Linked DNA regions of Homo sapiens: region 1 is linked to region 2. The links are chromatin contacts, found by Hi-C or POLR2A ChIA-PET in ENCODE. All regions are on one chromosome and are shown on one strand. Each heading gives the region's core, a stretch centred on a gene start or an enhancer-like site at or near the end of the contact. The rest is flanking DNA. Distances are from core to core; before and after follow the strand shown. Region 1 overlaps LINC00299 (long intergenic non-protein coding RNA 299). Region 2 overlaps LINC00299 (long intergenic non-protein coding RNA 299).

The links. Hi-C counts contacts between places; a loop is a spot of excess contacts on that map. ChIA-PET counts read pairs that join two places held with the same protein, here RNA polymerase II (POLR2A). Pooled maps may share reads with other maps.
Region 1: a loop to region 2 is called in a pooled map, with 2.1 times the contacts of the local background. The contact joins two enhancer-like sites. A Hi-C loop is called at or near these places in 3 of 168 maps with a recorded cell type or tissue (ascending aorta, endothelial cell of hepatic sinusoid and heart left ventricle) and 3 of 50 pooled maps. POLR2A ChIA-PET finds 5 or more read pairs at or near these places in 6 of 52 experiments (GM12878, HepG2, Panc1 and 3 more).

What each region holds. Positions count from the first base shown.
Region 1 is chr2:8,137,543-8,141,186 of GRCh38, reverse strand. The region is part of intron 7 of LINC00299 (long intergenic non-protein coding RNA 299); the gene reads left to right. Among named protein-coding and RNA genes, the nearest start is that of LINC00298, 160 kb to the right of the region's middle. Within about 2 kb of position 1,560, at least 11 of the 41 ENCODE cell types and tissues checked have a DNase peak (open chromatin) inside an H3K27ac peak, as active enhancers do; they include ascending aorta, where a contact is called at or near this core.
Region 2 is chr2:8,173,447-8,176,631 of GRCh38, reverse strand. All of the region lies in intron 7 of LINC00299 (long intergenic non-protein coding RNA 299), which reads left to right. Among named protein-coding and RNA genes, the nearest start is that of LINC00299, 150 kb to the left of the region's middle. Within about 2 kb of position 1,808, at least 5 of the 41 ENCODE cell types and tissues checked have a DNase peak (open chromatin) inside an H3K27ac peak, as active enhancers do; they include ascending aorta, where a contact is called at or near this core.

The DNA of each region.
Region 1 (3,644 bases), core at 311-2,810, 35 kb after region 2:
ATTATCTTGTTGTGGCTTCATTTCTAGACTCTCTGTTACCCTGCTGGCTTTGTTGCTTTGGGAAAAATACTTTCTAGAACTTACACAGTTGTAAAATGGAAGGAGAAGAAAACACATTTTGGAGGGACATCATTATGTGAGTCAAAGTCAAATTCATTGACACACACATGAAATCTTAATGTCTTTGCCATTAACTAACTTGGAGATACTACTTGGTTAAATTCTTAAAGTTGAGTTTTCTATCACTGTTTATCTCATTTATGTTTATAACAGAGTCATTCCCGTATTTCTTTGCTTGGTGACCCTTCCGTGCATGGTATTAGAGCAAAGTCATTAAATTATTCTTTTTCCTTCTCTTCTTTCCCCTTCCTCCCTCTTTCTGATCTTTTTCATGCTCTAGTTTTCTTTTTCCATGAATGGCTTAAGCCCATTTAAAAGTGGAATATAATTCAGCAATGATAAAATAATTTAAATATTCTAAAAGGCATCTTTTTCAATTTACATAATTTTGGTGATCATGTCTATTGGAAATCCCTTTAGGAAATACCTTTTCAGTCTCATGTCTTTCTACCAAATCTCAAGACTTATTAGGACCTGTCTTTCCTGATTCCTTGTCTTAGAGTTGGGTGTAACCTCCATTGTAGCCTGTGGCAGCTCAATCATGACCTTCCCTACACTGTATGATAGATATCTTTTGATAGATATGATACTTTTCTACATAGCTCCTCCTCACTCCCAAACTGGCTAATAATCACTTTAATTTATTTTCACATTCTAAGTCCTTGTAGGCTAGGAATGGATGCATAGAGAGTCCTCAATATATACCTATAGGCTCAATTAGAATCAATGAATGTGATAAGAACAAAAAAGATGGCCATGGCCTTGACCCGAGAGCCAGTTGAGGTCAACCTTGAGGGTTGGGATTCCTCTCAAAAGCCGTGATTTTCTAGGGCCATTTAAGCCCACCACTAGTGATAGCTTTCTTCCCTCTCTCCCTCCCTCCATCTCTTTCTCTTTCTTCTTTCTCTGTCTTTCAAAAAATTAAGGCAAAATTCACATAACTTAAAATTAGTCATTAACCATTTTAAAATGTGCATTAACCATTTTAAAACATATAATTCAGTGGCATCTAATGCATTCACAATGTTATGCAACCACCAGCTGTCTCTAGTTCCAAGAGATTTTCATCACCCCAAAAGGAAACCGTGTACCCACTAAGTAGCCACTCTCCATTTCCTCCTCTCCCCAGACCCTAGCAACCACCATTATACTATATTAGCTTTTGCATCTTAACATCAAAAGTGTTGGAAACAATTCCTTTGAGCCCTTTTATTTTATTTTATTTGCAAAATGTATGAAACACATTTTGTGCCAGGCACTGTTCTAAGCTCTTGATATAGATGAAGTATTTAACAGCAACACTATACGAGTGTTACTATTTTTATTCCTACTTTACAGATGAAGGGACTGAGGCAGAAAGGAGTGAAGAAATTTTCTCCCAGCCCACAGCTAGTCAATGGCTGAGCCAGCTCGCACACTCACTGCAGCCTGGCTGGAATCTGCTTGTACACACTTGGCTACATTCTCCTCTGCTGTGCTCTGGCCAGGCCTGTGGGCTTCAGGCCCCTGCTCACTGCTCTCCTCCCCTCTCTGCCCTCAGCCTAGCGACACTACCACAAAGTTACCTTATTTTTTCATTTACCGTATAAGGCTGTTTATTTTTCACTTTCTTCTGGTTTTGTTCAAGGGCTTCACGGGGCACTGGGCAATAGAAGGAAGATCCCGTATGAACATCTGTGTTGTAATTTTCCATGACTATCTCAGAATGACCAAAACATGACTACTATTTTCTGGATCAAAAAGTCATGTAGGCTTGATACTGACCTCTTTGGACAAACATGGCTTAGGTAAGAGTCCAAACTCTTTTTTTTGGAAATTGAGCAAGACTGGAAATTTTTTCAGGGAGAAACAACCAAAGTTCATAACCAAATAGCAATGTGTTTGCCTAACCTTGGAGAAACTTTTTTATTTTAAGTTATAAAATTTGACGTTATTGAAAACCTTCCCCCAATGCAAAAGACAATAGAAAGCACGAGAGGACCCAAGGTTGAGAATGTGAAGACTTTGTGTGTGTGCGTGTGTGTGTGTGTGAATGTGAAGACATTGTGTGTGTGCGTGTATGTGTGTGTGAATGTGAAGATATTGTGTGTGTGTGTGTGTGTGTGTGTGTTGCTGTCAAAAGACAAAATCGTGACAGATTTAGTTTAAAGATCTGGATTGGCTCTTATTTGTGATTCTAGAATTGGATACCATCTCATTCTATAAAGTAGAGTGAGTGTTCTGATGAGCTGAGCTGGGGAGGTTGGTTTTATAGACAGGAAAGGGCTGAAGAAGTCAGGCATAGCCAATCAAAAGCAGAGATGTTCTTTGCAGGGTTGAAACAGGGGGACTTCCTCACCCCGCCAGCTGAAACTGGCCTGTTTGCGGATTTGGCTATTATCTTTCTCTCTCTCCTGATTTCTCAGGAGGTCAGATCAACTGCTTAGTTTCAGCTTGGTGGCATGGAACTTGACTAGCAGTATCTCCATTTTGGTTTATTCTGTTGGGCCTAGTGCAGGATCTTAGTCCAAACCAATGGCTTCTTATAAATTCTATTTAACGATATATACAAATACATATATTGAATATATTTTAATTGTACTATAAATGCTTTTCTTAAGTACATAGACATAGGTGTTTTCAAATTTCACCATCATAGGAGTTATTATTTTTATCCATTCTCCAACATTAATCATTTTTATTCTCATAAAACAATATTAGCTTTTCAAACAAGGTATGGAACCTTTAAAAATCACCACGGTTGTGGGTGGGGTTTGGATTTCTTCCTGAGTTTGCTTCTGAAGTGAGTGGTGAGCATTTGGGCGGAGTCCCCTCACCTGTGGGGGTGGGTGCTGGAGTGTGGCTCCTGATGCAGGCCCCTGGAATGGCGAAGGCCATAGTTGTAAGGTGCGCCCATATTACTGGAGTAAACCTAAGTGTCAGGTGCTGTCCTAGGTGCCTCGCAGGTTTCATCTCCTTAAATTCTCCCAACAAATCCATGAAGTCAGTACTATCATCATCCCTTCTTATGCAGCAGGAAACAGAGGCACATTGCACACTCAGCGGTTTCTGCGTGGGGTCTGGATTCATCACCAGCACTAGGAGCTTCGGTGTGTGCTCTTCCTCTTTACTGATCAGCTTCCTTCTCTTTAGATAAACAAAGCCCAAGGAGCTGACTGTGCAATGTGGTCTCCTGCTGGAGTGGTCTGCTGGCTTCTCTGTTTAGTCTCTGTGGAGAGACAGAGAGGGGTCTCATGAACGCTGGTCTGCCAGGAGTCTCTCCAGCCTGTGCGGCTTCTGTGCTTGTGGAGGGTAGATGTCAGGGGACTGGGCTGCAGAATGACCTGAGACTTCCATTCACCCTGTCAAGCCACAGACTTCTGAATGCTGCCAGCTTTCACCTTACAGAGAAAAGGAAAGGTGAAGTCATATTTTATGATTGTAGATTTTTCTTTTCTATGTGGAAGTAGAGTTCTACACTGTATCTCAAAGAAATATAGCCATATATTTTTAGCTAAGGCATGTATTACTTTAGAAAATAATTC
Region 2 (3,185 bases), core at 559-3,058:
CAAAAATTAGCTGGGCATGGTGGCAGGCGCTTGTAATCCCAGCTACTCGGGAGGCTGAGGCAGGAGAATTGATTGAGCTCGGGAGGCGGAAGTTGTAGTGAGCCGAGATTGCGCCATTGCACTCCAGCCTGGGTGATAACAGGGAAACTCCGTCTGAAAAAAAAAAAAAAAAAAAAAAAAAAAAAAGTGTATGCTTTTTTTTTTTTGTCGGGGGGCAGGAAAGAGTGTTTTTGAAGTGTCAACTAGATTCTGTTAGTTGGTGACTTTGTTGAGTTCATCTACATCCTTGCTGATATTCTATCTGCTTGTTCTAACAATCATTTATATTTGTTTACATATGTCTATATCAAGTGCCAGGATTTTACCAGTTTGAGTGAAGTGAAGAAATCTTATCTTCCTTTACATCTCTTTACTATTCCCTATAATAATATAATTGCCTTAAATATTTCTTCCACATAAATTTAGAACGGCATCAAACATTTTTTATACGTATATATTTTGTTTCAATTATCAAACATGATTGAAGAAACTCAAGAGGAGAAGACAAATGTATTTACCCATATTTCTACTCTTCCTGCATTCTTCCTGATGATACAAGATTCATTCTTCTATCATTTCCTTTCCATTTGAGAACTTCCTTTGGCCATTCTTTTATGATAGTTTTCCTGACAAGTTCTCTTCTTCGTCGTCTTTTTTTTTTTAAATTTAAATCTACAATGTTCTAACGTCCCACTCCTTTCTTAGGAATGTTTTTGCTGTATATAGAATTCTGTGTTTACATTTTTTTCCCAGAACTTAAAAATGTTGTATCACCTCTCTTAGCTGTCCTTTTCTTTAAAAAAAAAAAAAAAAGGAGAGACAGATAGAAATTGCTGTCATTCATATTGTTTTTCTCCTGTAGGTGAGGTGTACTTTGTATCTTGTTGTTTTTAAGATCTTTCTTCGACTGTGGTTTTCAGAAGTTAGATTGTGATGTGTCTTTGGATTTTTGTTTGCATTTATTCCATTTGGGGTTTGCTCAGCTAACTTGATATACAGGTTTGTCTCTTTTGCCAAATTTGAGTGTTTTTGCCTTTATTTCTTCAAGTACTTTTTCAGCTCCACACTGCTGCTTCACCCTGGGATGTTGATATTGGGAGTGCTAGATCTTATGTTATAGTCACTTAGGTCCCAGAAGGTATGTTCATTTTTCAATTTTCGGTCTATTTGCTCTCTTGTTCAGATTGTGTAGTTTCTATTTTTCTACCTTCAAGTTCACTGATTTTTTTTTTCTATTTTCCCTCTATTCTGCAGTTGAGAAAATCCACTGACTTTTATTTGGTTGTTATTGTATTTTTTAGTTCAAGCATTTTCATTAGGTTCCTTTTTATGTCTTCTGTGTGTTTGCTGAGGCTTTCTATTTTTAATTTGTTCCAAGCATGCTCATAACTGCTTTTTAAGTTGTTTTTATAACGGCTGCTATAAAATCTTTGTCAGATAATTCTAATTTTTCTGTTGGAGTCTATTGACTTTTTTTCTCACTCAGTTTGAAATCTTCCTGCTTCTTAGTATGATGAGTCATTTCTGATGAAAACCTGGACATTTGGAATATTATGGCATGAGGTTCTGGATCTTCTCTAAATCTTCTATTTTATCTGGCTTCCTCTAACATACTCCTCCAGGAAAAGAGGTGGAGGGTGGCACCATCTCATTCCTGGCAAGGGAGGAATAGAAGTCAAGGATCCCCACTCAGCCTCCAGTGACACATGCATGAGGGAGGGGCTTTCCCCTCCCGAGAGTGTGGGTGGACTTTCTGGCTGTCCAGCAAGCCGCCCTGATGCCACCTGGGATGGGAGTGCTTCATGACTGCTCCTCATGTGGCCTCCACTGATGTCAAGCATGGATGGCTTTTTAACCACTGGGCATTGCTAAGATTTCTGATTCATCTCTAGGCCAACGTTGATCCAACCCCCGGTGGGAAAGGGGAGACGCACCCAGTTATGGTGGGGTGGGGGTGGAAGTCCTGGCTCCCCATGTGGTCTCCACTGATGCTGAGGGAGTTGAGGTAGGGTGCACAGAGCTCATTACCACCTGGCAGGATGAAAGTCCCTACTCTCCTCCTCAAGACAACCCCAGTCAGGGTTTGTAGGTGCTTGGTCACAGCCTGGAAAGGGTGCCAGTCTAGAGCCTACTCTTGGCCTTTGCTGTTGTGAGTAGGGGTGGGACCCCATTTTTTCTGTGGTGTTTGGCTAGAATAGAGCAGACAGTGTCTAAAAGTTTCTGTCTTTCTAGGCTTCCTCTTTCTCGAACCTCTGGAACTGTCTGATGTGAAAGCCTTGGTCTTTGTATAGCGCAGACATCAATTCTTTGTTAGCATATGCCTTGAAAACACTTTTTCTACTTTGCCATTTGTCTTAAAATGTTTGTTGTTTTACTGTTGTGTAAACATATTTATATACATAAAACCTGTATTTGAAGCTAAATATGTCATTCTTCCTTTATGTGTGCATCTTATTATTCAGGCATTTTTAGAAAGTCTTTCTGTGCCTAAAGGTTATAAAATATCACTCACATTTTCTTCTAGTGTGTTTCTTTTGTTTTATGATTTTTATGTTTTAATCTGTGATCCTGCTAGAAAAATGCTGGCATAAGAAAGGGGCTAAAGATCTTGACTTCCTCTCCCATTTCCCAAATACTTGTCTGACATCATTTACTGAAGAATTATTTTCCGTTGATTTGGAAAGCCACATTTTTCACTATTAAATTTCTATTTATGCTTGAGACTATGTCTGGGTTCAAGTTTCATATTAAATTCCTCCCTGAACCCTGCCCCTCCTGGTTCTGTGTCTTTACACAATGCCAGTGGCATCCTTCATTAACACCACAATGTCAGCATCCTTCAAAACATCTCTTTGCCATGAAATGAGACTATCCCACCCCATCCACCCCACATGTGATTCACGTTATCTTACTTGAGGCCTCAAGGTCCTGCACTGCCAGAGCTATATTGGATCTGAGAGTCGTCCCTGTCATGCCACTGATGGGGAAACTGAGGATATAAAATTAAACAACTTGCCTGGCAGCACACAACACATCAACAGCAGAACACAGGCTAGGTAGTTTATGCTTCCCCACAATACGCTTGGCCTCTGCTCCGTCTCCGTTTCTGCAGCGTCACCCATATCCGGGTCCTTGTCCTTCCCTTT